Linked DNA regions of Mus musculus: region 1 is linked to region 2. The links are chromatin loops, found by intact Hi-C in ENCODE. Cell type or tissue: left cerebral cortex. All regions are shown on one strand. Links, peaks and the distances in the headings refer to the core of each region. The heading gives the core; the rest is flanking DNA.

Region 1 (7,642 bases), core at 1,154-6,153, 300 kb before region 2:
AAGGAAGAAAAGTTTAAATCCAAGACAAAAGATAAATAAATCAAAGATAAAAACCTACAGAAAGCAATTCTCTAATTATTTTTTCTTAGAACATCTGACAGTATTAACAACTTTGTTTCCGCAGGTACATCACGTGAACTGTGCTTGGAAACTGATAAACTGCACCAATGTGCAGAAAATGCATGATATTCTAATCCCAGAGATGCTCAACAAGGGAAGGGAAGGGAAGGGAAGGGAACGGAAGGGAAGGGAAGGGAAGGGAAGGGAAAGGACAAATGGTGGATGATCTTTCCTGATGTACCAAGCCACCAAATGCTGAGAAGTGAAAAAGCCTGCCTGTCAGTGTGAAGACAAGGTTTGCAGTCTGGAGCTACCTTGACTGAGTACATCATAAGATAAAAAGGAGGAGGAAGAGGAGGAGGAGGAGGAGGCAGAGAGAGAGAGAGAGAGAGAGAGAGAGCCTTCCTTTCCTGATGACTACCCAGCAGTGAGAGGCACCGGGTCATCAGAAGGAGCCATCCTGAATAGAAGTCACGAATATTCAAAGGTTCCTAATGCCAGGTGCAAGCCTTCCTCACAGAAATCCCTTCAAGGAATGATGCTTCAACACCAGAAATGAATCTTCTGCACTGCCACCTAAGAACACGACCATGTTCCACATGCATCTCCACTTCCCATGCCTTCTTGCCGTACCGGCTCCCTCAGTCCTGACCTCCAACCACTCTTCATGACACCTACTTGGCATCTCTCAAGCCCTTCACTAGCACCACCACTGTTTAGGGGTCCTTGCGGTTCCATCTGACACGACGAAGCCAAGGGTTTCAACCACTAGGAAACATGTGACACTGCTAAGCCTCCTGTGCCCTTCCCCCCCTCTTGCCTTCACTACATTGGACAGTAATAAGTGCTTTCTCCTGCGTTGACAGCTCTTATCTTGCTGCTCTAAGAAAAATGAACAGTGTTTTCCCATCTCCTGATTACTCCAGCAAGAATATTCTGGAACATAAACTCTAAGAGGGCTTGTATTTGTCTCAGTTCATAGCTAGCTCCTTCATTTCTTCTCTCACACACAAAGGATAAGAGGCCTCCAGTTCAGTGGCTGCATCCTTCTCACACCTCGGTCCTGCGCATTATAATATGCCTTCAAATGTCCACACGTCTCCACTCTCCCTCAACTACTCACACCGGAAGCATAGCTCTCTTTCACAGCCGCAAGCCTTTGTAGAGACCATTATCACAGTTTGGAAAAGCCCTTCACTGCTTCTGCTGGGAAATCCCTACTGTCTGCTCATTTCTTCAGAAACCAGACCAAATTCCAACTTCTCTAGGAAACCTTCCTTAAGTAGACTAAGCTAGTTATTCTCACTTTTACACTCCAGGGGCATTAATATTTACTTCTATCAAAGCAGAAAGTAATCTGATGTATGATTTTAACTCTACACGTCTGTCTCCACATAGCAAATACAGTTTCAACATAGACCTTAATTGCATTACTCATTACAAAGTCCCTGCCACCTGGAAGCAGAGTACTCAATGTGCATACTACAGTGAAGAAGTGAATGACAAACCTTCAACAGCAAATCACCAACGGATGTTGAATGGGCTGCTGAACAAAGAGGAACTGCCTTTATTCATCGTGTGATAACTGCACTTCTCAAGGACACAAACATTGGACTTTAAATGCCACTTACATTTAACTCTGTCAAAAGCCAAGTTTTCAAACTCCGTCAACGATATGTTTTCAGTAGGCGGCTGCAGGTAAAACTGAAGGCTGTGAGGGTAACTAGCATTTCTCTGGTCACCCGCCAATCGCAGCTTCTTCCGGATCCTTCCTGAGAACTGCATCTTGACCACCTTTTGAAAGCAGTGAAATAAATTATATAAATATATATTTATATTATATATTATATAAATTATATATATATGTTATATAGTATATATTGCAATATATAGTGCTTAGGTGGCAACGCAATATATATGTTAAAATGACGGAAAAAGGCTGAGTCAATAGAGTAAATATTTATGGAAACACAAAATATTGGATGCACAGACTTTTTTAAAGGGATTATTCCTAGACCCTGCTGTGTTGTCTAGATTTTCTATACACATCTGTAATAACAGGGGCGAATGTGGGAAGGGCTCAAACTGGGGTATATGTAGACGGTGGCCCTTGTAAGCCAAAGAGTGATCACTAAGTGTTGCTGCCTGCCACCCTCAGGCATGTGCGAACCCAAGACAAGATGAGGTTTGAGGGGAGGGGGGTGTTAAATTCCTGAAATCAAGGTAAAGCAAAGTAGATTCTACCTAGATGAGAGGCTTACTTCTCGTACTTCTAACTCTGGAATCCAGCCTTTCCAGAATAGTCAAAAGTGCCTTAACTTCCCTTCCGGCCCCAGCGCCTTCCCGGGCCGCCCTCCCCGCCATCCCACCCGGAGCCTCCCTCCGACCCGACACCACCTGTCACTCGGTCCCACCAGGTCAGCTCACAAGCTTCCAACTCCACGGCTTCTCTCCGTCCCAAATAAAGCCGCAGTAGATTGTTTAACCAGCCAGCAGCCAGGCTGAAAGAAACACCCGCGCTGACAGCCGCTCTCTCCCAGTGGCGGGAGAGTTCATTTGGAACGGGAAGCGGAAGTGATGCGCAGAGGTCCCACCCCCTGGCGCCCCGCCCACCGCGGTGTGGCGCGGTAGCGACTGAAGGTAGTGCGCGTCTGGAGCGTTTTGCACGCCGACCGACTTTTTGATGCTGGTTTTGTTTTTTGTTTTGTTGACGGATGTGAGTTCTTTTGAGACCATGTCTCGCACCGAAGCCCAGGCTAACTTGGAATTGGTGGCGATCCTCCTGCCTCAACCTCCCACAAGTGCTGGGCTTAGGCTGAGCCGCAACACCCGCCCTAAGATATCTTGAATGCAAGTGATGGAGATTTTGTTGGGTTTTTTGTTTTTGTTTTCCAGAACCCCAGGTGCCCTCTCTGCGCGGAGACGCCTTTGGGCTTGGGGCTGCAGTGCAAACGGCAAACATTCCCGCGCTGCAGCCAGAGTCAGGGTAACTGAGGCTCCGGAAGCTTGCGGGCGCTTTACCGGGGGTGGCCTCCCCTCTGTCATTCCAGGAGGTGGGAAGGAGCCGCCGTGTCCGCTTTGCCCACGACACAAGGACTGTCCCTCCTCGTTGTTAGCAACGCTGCCTTCATCTTCCGGACGAGAAAAGAGCTGTAAGAATGACGTCGGTTTGCTCGTCCCCGCGCGATGCTCGCCAGGGAACACGCGAGCGAGCATAGACTTCGGGGAGCGGAGGAACCTGCAGGACTTAGCAAAAAGCGCTCCGGGACCACAGCGAGGCCAGCTAGGTGGCGTCCTAAGAGCCTGGACGGCCGCTGCGGTCTACAGTGTGTTCGAGGCGGCGTGTCCCCCTACAAAAGCCACCCACAAGCTCTGGGATGGGGCTGGGAGTGGTCGGGTTTAGAAATGCATAGTATATCCTAGTACTTTGAAGCCTCAAAGTACCCACCTAAGATAGACTAAATCGGCGGCTGTCCCTTGAAACGGAACCTGTTTATCTGTCAATTTTTATTCTCAAGCCACACAAAACAGACTCTAGTTAATTAGCCCCAATTTACACATAAAAGAACGGTGACTTCCAAAGGATTCCTGACAGGGGACTCCATTCTGCCAACCTCACTGGCCTGATTTCTTTCGTATGACAGTAGGGTACTCACTTCTCCTCTGTGGCCTATATACAATTATCATCACCAAATCCATAGACACTCCTAAAATATATTAACTGCCTTGTGTGTGTGTGTGGGGGGGGGGGGGGGCTGAAGCACAGAAGGAGAGATACCGTGATTAGAATGAGGACACCATGGAAATTTAAGTGAAATCACAAAGAATAAAAAGAAAACAAAACTAAATATCTGAATATATAAAAACATAAAGCTGGGCGTGGTGGCGCACGCCTATAATCCCACCACTTGAGAGGCTGAGGCAGGCGGATTTCTGTGTTCAAGACCAGCCTGGTCTACTGAGTGAGTTCCAGGACAGCTAGGGCTACACAGAGAAACCCTGTCTCGAAAAAAAACAAAAAAAAACAAACAAAACAAAAAAAAAAAAAAAAAAACATTAAATTGTGCAGCTAACAAAACAAAACAAAACAACAACAAAAAAAACATTAAATTGTGCAGCTAAAAAAGTCCCCAGAATTATTTTTCAGTCAGAAAGAGTATGAGTTTATTAGAGAAAATGTTAACAGGAACTGAACAATTAGCTCATAAAAGTATGAAAATGTTTATTACTACTGTCGGCAATGAAATTTTTTCCTTGCAAAATTGGCAAATATTTCACAATAAAAGAGCTCACTGTTGCCACATATGTCGTTCCCTTGAAGTCCCACCCTCATTCCTTATGATCCCCATATGGTGCCATTATTTTCTCCACACTCTGATTATAAAACAAGGTCTCACTATGTAAGCCAGGCTGGTCTGAAATGGCACGTGTAGATCTGGCTGACCTTGAACTGACAAAGAGCTGCTTCTGCCTCACCAGTGCTAGGATTTAAGGCACGTGCCACTGTGCCCGATTTATTTTTATGTTTATAACCCTCTACCACAGACTTTTCCAAACATGAACCACTAAAAAATATTGTCTTCTTTAAAAAAATGCACCTATGAGTCAGCCAATTTTGTAGTTTCAAATGATTTAAGGCTTGTTAAGAATTCCCTGGCTATTTGATTTTAAGCTTTTTTTTTTTTTTTGACAGCCACTTTGATTTCTCTTCATGTACCCCTTTATACTATTAGGGTCCAAGAATTGCTAAAGAGAGACCCTAGACTCAAATGGCATGCAAAGGTGCTTATTCTGCAGAAACTGCCAGCAAACAGCATGGCATGAATGGTCAACCATTCATCCAAATGTCAACGGCTTGAGGGGCTCATAAGCCCCCTTTGATGCAGGGCTAGGGGAATTTTCCAGAAGGGTAAGGTAACCTCTAATGTGATTGATAGGAGTCAAAGCAGTGCCATTAGGACAAGTCTGATTGGCTGCTATATTAGTTCTATTATATTTAGTGAAACCATGAAGAGTTTCAGAGACCAGCTTGGCTGCGGCCTTGTTATCTCCTCTGGCCAGGTGTCCCAGAAATGGAATCAGCTGGAGACTTATCCTCCCTAAGTCAGGGCTGTCACTGATCAACGGCCCATTGTCAGTGGCTTCCTTTGAGGAGCTTGGTTTGCTTCCCAGGGAAGTGAAAATTCTTATCCCCAAGGTGTTTGGACCTTTCAATACAATCTCTTAAACGCCTACCTTCAAAGTTAAAATATGACATAAGTAATGTCATTTTATGACTAATTCATAAAGAACTAGAAAAAATATGTTTAACCACACAAAAATCTTATTATGCCATGGAATAGCTGCCTTTACAACATACCAAAAATCTATTTTGTTTTTGTATATATATATTGGTAGGGGTGGTTTTGAGTATTTATGTGTTAAATGCATTGACAAACAGAGGCCAGAAGAGGGCATCAGATGCCCTGGGACGAGTTACAGGCTGCTGTAATTCACCAGGTGGGGGCTGGGATTGGAACCTGAGGGCTCTGGAAGAGCAGAGAGTGCTCAGGACTGCTTGAGCCATCTTTCCATCCCCCTAAAAACCTATATTTGATCTCAGAGAAGAAAATAGGCTGAGTCTATCAGCTATGCCAGCGTCGTAATTTCCTAGTATCAGGGTAGGTCACTGCACACTATATAAATTGTTTTCTGTATCCAGAGGCAATTGGAAGGTTGACATCCCTGTCCCAGCAATGATATGGACATCTCAGAGATGCTGTCAGTGAGCTCTCATACATCCATCTCATCAACAATGATGGATTAATATAATGGCCCCGGCAAAAAAGACTGAGCAAACTATGGACACTGATTTCATAAAGGGAAAAATATATATATACACAAGCACAATTTTACTTTCGCTAAACCATAAGCAGTCACAAGCAGGGACGACTGTGCCACTTCTGTAACCACAGCTCCCGGATTCCAAGAGCCTTTAATAATTATTTATGAAACGAGATTGATGAGTCCTGGAAAGATGCTGGGTTCGGCTTCACATTAAACAGATGGTTTGAATCAAATGTGACTCTAACCTAAGAAACTTCGAGCACTCATCTGAAAACTGTATACGCATTCCTTCTGGAATGACTCGGCTCCTCAGTTTATCCCAGAATAAAGCACAGAGCACCTTTTGCAGCATAATTTCCATGAATCATTGCTGAGCACCAAGCACGGAGCCGCTGCTGGACAATACCAGCTGCAGACCGTCTAACCCAGCTGGCATTCACCCGTAGTTGACGTCGTTGCCCCAGAACTATTGTGTGGTGCATTACACAGTTGAGGGTTTAGTCGCCATATTTGGTTAAGTCAGAGTGCATCCCTGTTCTTTTCCAGTTTGGGTTATGTTATCCTAAAGGGAGGATGTGCTAAGGATCTTTACCAAGAGAGCATCTGTGACCACAGCCCTTCCAGCCCTGCTCACATGGAGTCACAGGAAAAGAAGTCTTTCCAGCAGAGTGGCTGACCCATAAAAACTTGGCCACCTTCTGCTCCCTCCACCCTCCTGACTTCATTTCCTATTTCCGAGAGTTTGGCTATGGAAAAAGTCTAGAAACAACCATCCCGTTCTTTCTCCCTTGGCTTCCATCAGTGAAGGTCAAGAGAGCAGGAGAGGAAACATTCCCTTAAGAGGTACTACGGGGAGGAAGAAATGGCCTCCCAGATATAAGCACGGTTTCTTTTATTCTGGAAACATCAGAGAGCCCTACTAAGTGCCAGGCAGTGTTTTCTGACGGAAGAGCCACACACCTCTACCCTCTAGAACTTTATGGTCTAATGGGAAACGAAATAAACAAACTAACCTATGAATTAATATAAATAGCTGCCAAGCAATAAACAATTCAACCAGAGAAGGAGTATGCATAGTGTTTGGAGGAGCCTTAGAAATTCTAGATTGAGTGGCTGGGGAAGGCTGGATAAGCATGTGACTACGAAGCAACGACAGTAAGAAAAGTAAGGATTTTATCTTTGTACCTTTGAAGCGTGTACCAATGGGAAGATTGTTACAGTCTTACAACCCTGTGATATTGGAACAGGAATATTCAAGTTAACTGAGCAGAACAGAGAATCCAGAAGCAGTCCCACACCTATAAATAAGCCTACATGTGACAAATCCACTGCTCAAGTCAATGGAGCAAAGATGGACAGTTCCAAATGACACAAGGACAAATGACTGACTGTGGGAGAGCAGTTTTATTCTCTATCTCTCACTACCCACAGATACCAACTCCAGCTAGTGGAAGACCTACTCAAGAGAGACAAACTAGTAAAACTTTCAGAACAAATATAGACATGGTCTTTATACTGTTTCGCCCCCAAAGAAGTCCTTAAACAATGCATGATGTTTCAGGCACAGTTGGCAGGCACCTGTACTCTCTGCTATTTGGGAGACTAATGTAATGAGATGGCTTACACCTAAGGTCTGGAAGCCACTTGGAACAGCACAGCAAAACCACATTCAAAATGGGGGTGTGATGGTTTGTATGCTTGACCCAGGGCACTATTAGGAGTGGCACTATTAGGAGCTGTGGCCTTGTTGGAGTAG
Region 2 (7,642 bases), core at 1,198-6,197:
TCTCCACTCGGAGCCTGGTAGGAAAAGCTGGTACATGATAAGGTAGTTCCAGAAGCTAGCATCAACCTGCCCAGCCGGGTTTTGTGCAATAGGGTACCTCTAACAAGGTCAGGATGTGCAAAAAGCAGTGTTTGTTAGCCTTGTCAAAGAGCTCCTCCCTGTAGGCATCCAGAAACTGAGCCCCTTCTCCGCCCAAGCTGTGGGTTGTCACATGCTGAACCAGCACTGCCCTGGCCACCCAAGAAGCCAGCCAATCCCAATTGCCCCTCAGCTTGCTCTCAATCAGCCCAGACTACCTGCCCAGGGATATGCTGTACCATATCAATTAGCAATCAAGAGGATTCCCCTCACACATCCACAGATCCGTGTAATTGAGACACTTCCTCCACTGAGACCCCCTTTTCCCACATACGTCTAGGTTTGTGTCAAGTTGAGAAAAACCCTCGACACAGGTGTTGTTAGCAAAGAGCAGGAAATCACCGCCTTGCTTGAGTGAGGTGGCCGAAGGGTAGGGAGCCTTCTCCAAACACCTTTCCTAGAGAACCAGGCATGAGTACGAAGGTGAAGGAAATAATTTAATAAAACTGGAGTTCAGGAAAGAGTAGGACACAGGGCAGGGAGGGAAGGTAGGTGAACCAGAAAAACCAAGACCTGGACTCGTGTGGAGGTCTTTATTGAAGTGGTCATGGAGTCTGCCCAGGACAACCAGCGTAACTTGTGTAAATTACACTCATGAACTAGCTGTATTCTATACTGTCCAGTGAGAGGATGTTCTGTGACCTCCCTCAAACCCACGATGGGTGTGTGAGGTTGGAGTGAGCCAATCACAGTTGTTTTTATTTAATGTTTCATACAAATACACTTTGATCCTATTCCTTCCCCTCCCCCAATCCCTCCAGCTCATCCCTCACCTCCCTACCCACACAACGTCATGTTCTTTCTCTTAAAACAAAATGTCCAAGTGTGTGTGTGTGTGTGTGTGTGTGTGCGCGTGCGCGCGCGCACAAACACCTGTCGACTCCAATTTGGCCACTCCTACCTCTGATGGGGCATTATACCTTCTGATTGTGTTAGCCTGTGGTGGAGTTGTACCTCCTGTCTTCCTTTAGCTGTGTGCCTTTTGTAAGTTTAGGGTCAGGAAGGGACAGCTAATTGTATTGATGATCACGAGTTCTTCCTCTAGCTTTGTGGCCAGGTTAAGGCCCAAGCTGCTCTTTCGATGAAATGTCAGGGTGTGAAAGTTACAGGCATCCTCTTGGGGACCCGTCACCACTTCCAATTCCCTAACCCTGCCTACCTCGAGGTATCAAGGTCAAATGGACAGAGAGAAAAGGACTATTTTATCTCTTGAGTCCTAACACCAAAAAGAGCTTGCAGCACCACCTGCTGTCTCAAAATAAAATTTCCCTTTGTCAGGTCATGGTTTATGGTGTTTAGGAGGAGTTTCTTGATCCTGCACAGTGACTCAGGGAAATAGAGCAGGCCGCCCCGTGATGGTTTCATCTTCATATTATTGGCTATCACAGCTCTGAACTGCCTGAAATTTGCTGGCCTGGGAGCCAGGAAGTAAGCGATACAGTAATGTCAATGCATTATAATGGACACAGGAAATCCACAGCCATGATCCAATGCGGAGTAATAGGACCGGCAGATGAGCACAGTGGTTAGACTCACTGCAGATGGCATGCCTGGGAATCTCCAGGGCCAGGAACTCTCACCCAGGGATCAGGCCTCCCATATCTTCAGCAAGAAATGTGACTTGTCTTCCTTTCACGCCTGGGTATATTCGAGAATATATTTTATTTATACAGTAATACATAGTAATCATAACAGACACTTCGGCCCTGCCGTGTACCAGGCATTTAGGCTTTGCATACATGAAACCATTATTCTCCTCTGCAAACCTGCGCAATAATTAGTTTTAATGCTCATTTTACAGATAAGGAAATAGTTGTGTCTAACCAAGAGCATACAACTAGGAAATAACAGAGGCCGGGGATCCAGATGGGCTAAAATATGTGTGCTGTGCTCTGATGCTTAGAAAATTTGATTGTAAAATAAAGCAATTATATTTAGAGTAGAATTTACAGAAATCTGCATAAAAACCAAAAGAACAAACAAAAACCTATGCATTTCTACTTTTGCTACTCAGAGAATAAGCAATTCTACAAGCTAGCAAGATGGCACAGGAGATAAAGGTGTTTGCCACCAAATCTGACAGCTGGAGATCAATCCCGGACCCATATGGTGGAAAGAGAGCTGGCTTCTGCAGTTGTTCTCTGATGTCTATAGGTGCACCATGGCGTGGATACACACCCACACACACCACATGCACACACAGATACACTTGTACATATATACACAGAGACACACATGCACACATACACACCACACCACACACACACCCCATATACACATACAGACATACTTGTGCACGTACATACAGAAACACATGTACTTATAGATACACATGCACACACAAAAACACCATACACACACACCCTATACAAACACACATACATAGACACACTTGTGCATGCGCATACAGATATACATGTCCACACACACACACACATGGATACTCTTGTATACATCCACACAGAGACACACATGCACACATACACACACACCACACACACAACCTACACGTACACACACATAGACACACTTATGCATGTACATACAGATACACATGCACATAAAAATACACATGCAGGAACACACACACACACAAGTATAATTTAAACAACAAAACGCAAACCAAGCCCATATTCTTCATTGAGTGTCTTCTTGGGCAGTCTTGATTATTCTAGAAGATGTGGAGTGGACGGATTGTTGTTCTCCAGACTGACTGCGGAATTATGGTCTAATCTAATGTGTGTGTGTGTGTGTGTGTGTGTGTGTCTGTGTGACTTTAAGAGAGTTTTGGGCCACGTTCACCTCCTGAGTGTTTCTAGGATTTGTAGATTACTGAGGACTGTTAGCAATGATGGGAACCCAGCAAAAGGCAGCTGCTTATTATTCATAAGAAGAGAAATCTCCATTTCTATCAAATAAACCTTAGATTCGCTCCGTTACTAGAGAAGTTGGCAGTGATCGTTAGTGCCACCTAGTGGTTAGAATAAATCGTGGTCCTTGAGATTCTCAGAAACTGTCCTTAGGGAGTCTAGTTCAGATGACAAGAGGAGTGTACACTGGACTCCAGGCAAGTCCATGGCTACCAGTTCCTTTGGGTGACCCAATTTCTGCTTTAAACATGGTTTTCAGTTGACCCCAGCTCCCTGTCCCTAAATCCGCTTCCCAGCAGCTGCTGTAATACCCGCTGGGCTGTATGGGGGCCGCAGAGATCTTCGGGATCTATTTTGAGATGAAGAGGGCCAGCTGAACTCTCACACGGGTGGGGTGAGAGCAGGCTGATGTGAGAAAGAGCTGATCCGGAGAGTGTTTTGACAATCTGCTTGCATTTCCCCCTTGTTCATCTCTGTTGTCCGTGGCACGTAGGCCCTCCTCTGTGTCCGCTTCTCTGTTTCACATCCTCCAGTTCATGTTCAGGGTCTCCACAGTCACGTGCCAGCCCACCTCCCGGCTCTTCAGTGAGAAGCCCCTGCACAGTCTTTCTGAGCTGGGCGCACCCACAGTCAGACCTTCTTTAGAACGTGCTGCTTTGCTGCCTGTGTTAGTCTCACCTCAGTCTTCTAGCCTTTTATGTCTCTTCTAAAATCCAGACAAGCCACAAACACATAGCCCCCAGGCCCCCCAGAGTATCTGTTGCTTACTGAACCCCTTTCATTTCCATCCATGCCTGACTTGCACTCTCCTGCTGGCATGTCATAGAATACCATCTCCGTTGCTTGTAAATACTTCATACGTGTGCCTGCCATTTTACATATTCATTCATTCCTAAGTCCTGTCCCTTGCCTGGAACATAAGTACTATTCGGTCTTCAAGAGCCTGCCGCCCACTAAACTGAGCCAAATATAGAGTATTCTCAGCTCCATTCAGTCCTTTCTGTGAGACTGGCTACCACTGAGAGTGGTGCTTGTGTGTTGTTTGTGAACTCAGTGTGAATTACTCCTTTTGTTCTCTGCTAAACTGCTTTTTGTTCTCTGCCACAAGAGGACTGAGACCATCACTGATAACTTTTGAAATTCTTTTCACACTATGACTTATTTGAACTTGTTTCTTTGTCTGAAGAGCTATGCTTACCTTACCTCAAGAGAGAAAGAACACGTGACTGTTTTATCAAGCACCCGCTTTTTTTCTAGATATGCTACTCGGCATTTTAGATATACCCTTTGTTTAGAAGCTAAAAGTCTTATGTATAGAATGTGAACATTACGTGGAGTAGGGAGCGGAAGTCACAGATGTTTAATAACTGTGTGGCTTTATCAATGACTCAGCATTTGGACACAGGCGCATCACTCCCACGCTCACATCCTTGACCAGGCTACCTCTGCTTTAGCTCTGCATCTTCCCTTTGTTAGGATGTAATGATGCTCTGCATCCCTACGGACCCTCCCGAGAGATTCTGCTCTCAGGAATGCAGAGGGGTTCTTCATCCATCATCTCTGTTGATGTAGTAAATTAAGGACACAAACAGAAGTAAGTTTAAGGGAGTCAGGGCTTATTTGGTTTACAATTCCAGGTCATGGTCCGGTGTTGTAAGAATGTCAAGATACTAACTTGAGCAATCAAGTTACACCCACAGCCAGGAGCAGAGAGAGAAGGAATGCATGCATGGTTTCTTGTGCTCCATCTCTTTCCTCTTTCAGAGGCGCCAGGATTCAGACGTAGGGAATGGTGCTGCCCACTATGGGCGAACCTTCCCACCTCTATTACACCTCAATACATGCCCACAGCTAGAGATCTAGACAGCTCCTCATTAAGACTCAATTCCCAGGTGATTTTTAGATTGTGTTCTTGGCATTTAAAAGTAACCATCTGCCTGGTCTCGTGTTCTATGCCCCACCCTGTCCTCTGTATCATGTTTAGGCAGGTGTATTCACAACTCATCTGAACAATGCAGAAGCAGAGCAGAGTCCTCTTTCCTTTTTCATTCCTCCATCAACCTTCTTGATCTTAAGGTCATTTTTAATGTAGAAGTGCCCTCAGCCCTGCGGAAAATATTTTCATGTGTGTTGAACCACTTAGACTCACAAATGGGAATGTAGATGATTTCATTGACTAGGGGGGGGACTTGGGGAGCACACAGTTTAACTAACTCCAGGAAATATTTATACAAAAATGTGGAAATCTGAATTCCCGTGTGTGTTTCCTGCCACAGGGGTTCCGAGCAAGCCCCCGACACATCAGGAGGCGAGTTGCAGCGGCCGCAGCTGCCCGGCTTGAAGAAGTGAAGCCTGTGGTGGAAGTCCATCATCAGAGTGAACAAGAGTCATCGGGGAGGAAGCGAAGGATCAAGAAAAACAGCCGGGTGCAGCCAGAATTCTATCACTCTGTTCAAGGTGCTTCCACCAGAAGGCCTGTAAGTAGAAAGCTGTCTTTTGTACAAGTGTTGAATAACAGTCAAACGGTGAAATTATCCCCTTAAATAAGTTTGGATAAATAGTTGAGCCATCCTGTTGTTCCCCCACAAAGTGACTGCGTGTTCACATAAAGGAAGGGTTGTGCTTTCCAAGAAGGTCTTAGGGAGGTCCTTGCCAGAGGCAGGAGCAGGCCAGCGTCACTCAGACTGATCTAAAAACCTAGGGAATTCCTAGCGCCCTTGAAGCTGTGGTCTAGAATGAGGATGGGAGCGCTAGAGTTAACAGGCTGGCAGGCTGAGGTGTGCTAAGACATCACAGCAACAATAGAGTCAGTATCAAGAGAGGGAAAGCATCCAAGACGGGCTGGAGCTGGAACCTGTGACGGTGGCTGAACCCCTCCCAGGAGTCTCTAGGGCTGGGACTCAGCTCAGGGTAACTCTGGAAGAGCTTCTAACTGGCCTTTCAGCTGTGAGACAGCAAAAGGCTCTGTCCCCCTAACTGTGCTGGTTTGAGTGAGAATGGCCCCTCGAGGCTCACATATTTGAATGCTTGCCCCTCCCCCATCGGTAGAACTGTTTGGGGAACATAGGAGGTGCTGCCTTGTTGCAAGAGGTGTCCCTCTCAGAATGGACTTCACTCAGCCCCCTCTCTCTGCCTAGTGGTTGTCATCTCAAGATGTGAGCTCTCAGCTTCTATTTCAGTGTCATGGCCACCTGCCTGCTGCTATGCTCCCTACAATGGTCAGAGACTCTAACCCTCTGGAGCCACGAGCCCCAGATTAGATGTTTCTTTTACAAGTTGTCTTGGTCCTGACGGTTTTTGTCATGGCTGTATAAAAGCAACTGAGACACTAGTCATGTGTTCACAGCACGGCTTTCCCTGGGGCGCCGGAGCTCAGCTGGGGTTGAGCCAGTCATTTTCTGAACACATTATTCTAAGTGCTCTGGTGTCCTCATCTCGGTGGCTTTTGGCACATGGATTTTTCTAACCAATACTGTGAATAAGGATTTGGGCCTTGAAAAATGCTATTTGAAAGCTTTAAAAATGTTATTTCTGAAACTGCCATGATGTTACATTGTTTTAGCATTAGAATTTAGCCTTATTCACCTGGTTTATCCTCATGCTATGCTTAGCCCATATTGCCATTTCCTGTGCTGACAGCCTAAGGGAACTGTCAAGATGTGACTTGATAATCCCTCTGCATTCCATTGGGGTCACTGGGTGGCAGGTCACATGTGGAAATAGGTTTAGTGACGAGGCCAGCAGAAGGGTCCTATTTCTAATGAATTGTTTGCAACAGAGCTACTTAATGACAAAGACCTGTGATTGGTGTTTACAACAGGAAGTGCTAGGCAGGGATGATGTGGTCAGGGGGAGGAGAGGAAGGGGCATAGAGAGCTGTCGATAATTTACGTGGGGTTTTGCATAGGTGACCTTAGGAAGATTAAACACGCAGCCAGCGTGAGCAGCAGTGCAGGCTGGGACAGGTCAGCGACTACTGCAGTACTCTAGGTGTCAGGCCTCAGTTCCACCATCTCTTCCTCGAAGAAGGGAATCTGAGGATGGTGTGTATGCTTCGGAGCCGGGGATGCACACTCCCTCATCTGATTGCATCTCCAGTGAGTCTTCTGGGAGGCCGGAAATTGTCAGTCAGCAGGGAGGAGGCTCCTCGTGTCATATGATTTCTGGGCAAACTTTTGACATCGGCAGGCTGCTGATAATGGGATGTTGCCTGTGGACTGAATGATGTATGTCCTTTGATGGGTTTAGTTGTCTGCCTTCACCAGTACCTGCTGTAGCCAGTCCATTCAACACAGGTCCAGACCTGTTCTTTTTCTCACCTCTGCTCGCATATAGTCAGTGCTGTCACACCTTGCTAGAAGAACTCTCCCTGTGGCTTGGAGATGGGCTGAGATGACATCAGCCGGAGAGACCCAGGATTATTTGAATGGCCTTCTGCAAGCTACTTCTGGCATTTCTAGTCACAGTTATTTATTTATTTTATATATATATATTTTTTAAAGATTTATTTATTTATTTTATGTATATGAGTACACCACCTTTACTCTCTTCAGACACACCAGAAGAGTGCATCAGATCTCATTACAGATGGCTGTGAGCCACCATGTGGTTGCTGGGAATTGAACTCAGGACCT

Evidence for each region. A loop is a pair of places that touch in the nucleus more often than their neighbours do. Peaks named below come from ENCODE experiments on the same cell type or tissue, not always from the same donor. Only the 100,000 strongest peaks of a DNase experiment are listed, where the experiment ranks them.
Region 1: a loop joins it to region 2, with 8 times the contacts of the local background. A loop is called at or near these places in 17 of 42 quality-filtered maps.

The regions. Positions count from the first base shown.
Region 1 is chr1:33,667,167-33,674,808 of GRCm38, forward strand. It overlaps Prim2 (DNA primase, p58 subunit), which reads right to left and starts at 2,628. Exons shown (of 14, transcript NM_008922.2): 1 at 2,458-2,628; 2 at 1,692-1,854. The coding sequence starts at 1,845. 1700001G17Rik (RIKEN cDNA 1700001G17 gene) reads left to right here and starts at 2,658. Exons shown (of 1, transcript NR_033199.2): 1 at 2,658-3,546. In left cerebral cortex, for the core only: CTCF peaks have their summits at 2,672, 3,362 and 5,503 (motif pointing right); DNase peaks (open chromatin) are centred at 2,649, 3,222 and 5,543; H3K4me3 peaks cover 1,606 bases; H3K27ac peaks cover 926 bases.
Region 2 is chr1:33,963,419-33,971,060 of GRCm38, forward strand. Dst (dystonin) reads left to right here. Exons shown (of 103, transcript NM_001276764.1): 3 at 5,285-5,485. Among named protein-coding and RNA genes, the nearest start is that of Dst, 59 kb to the left of the region's middle. In left cerebral cortex, for the core only: CTCF peaks have their summits at 1,384 (motif pointing left) and 3,104 (motif pointing left); DNase peaks (open chromatin) are centred at 1,411, 3,114 and 3,968.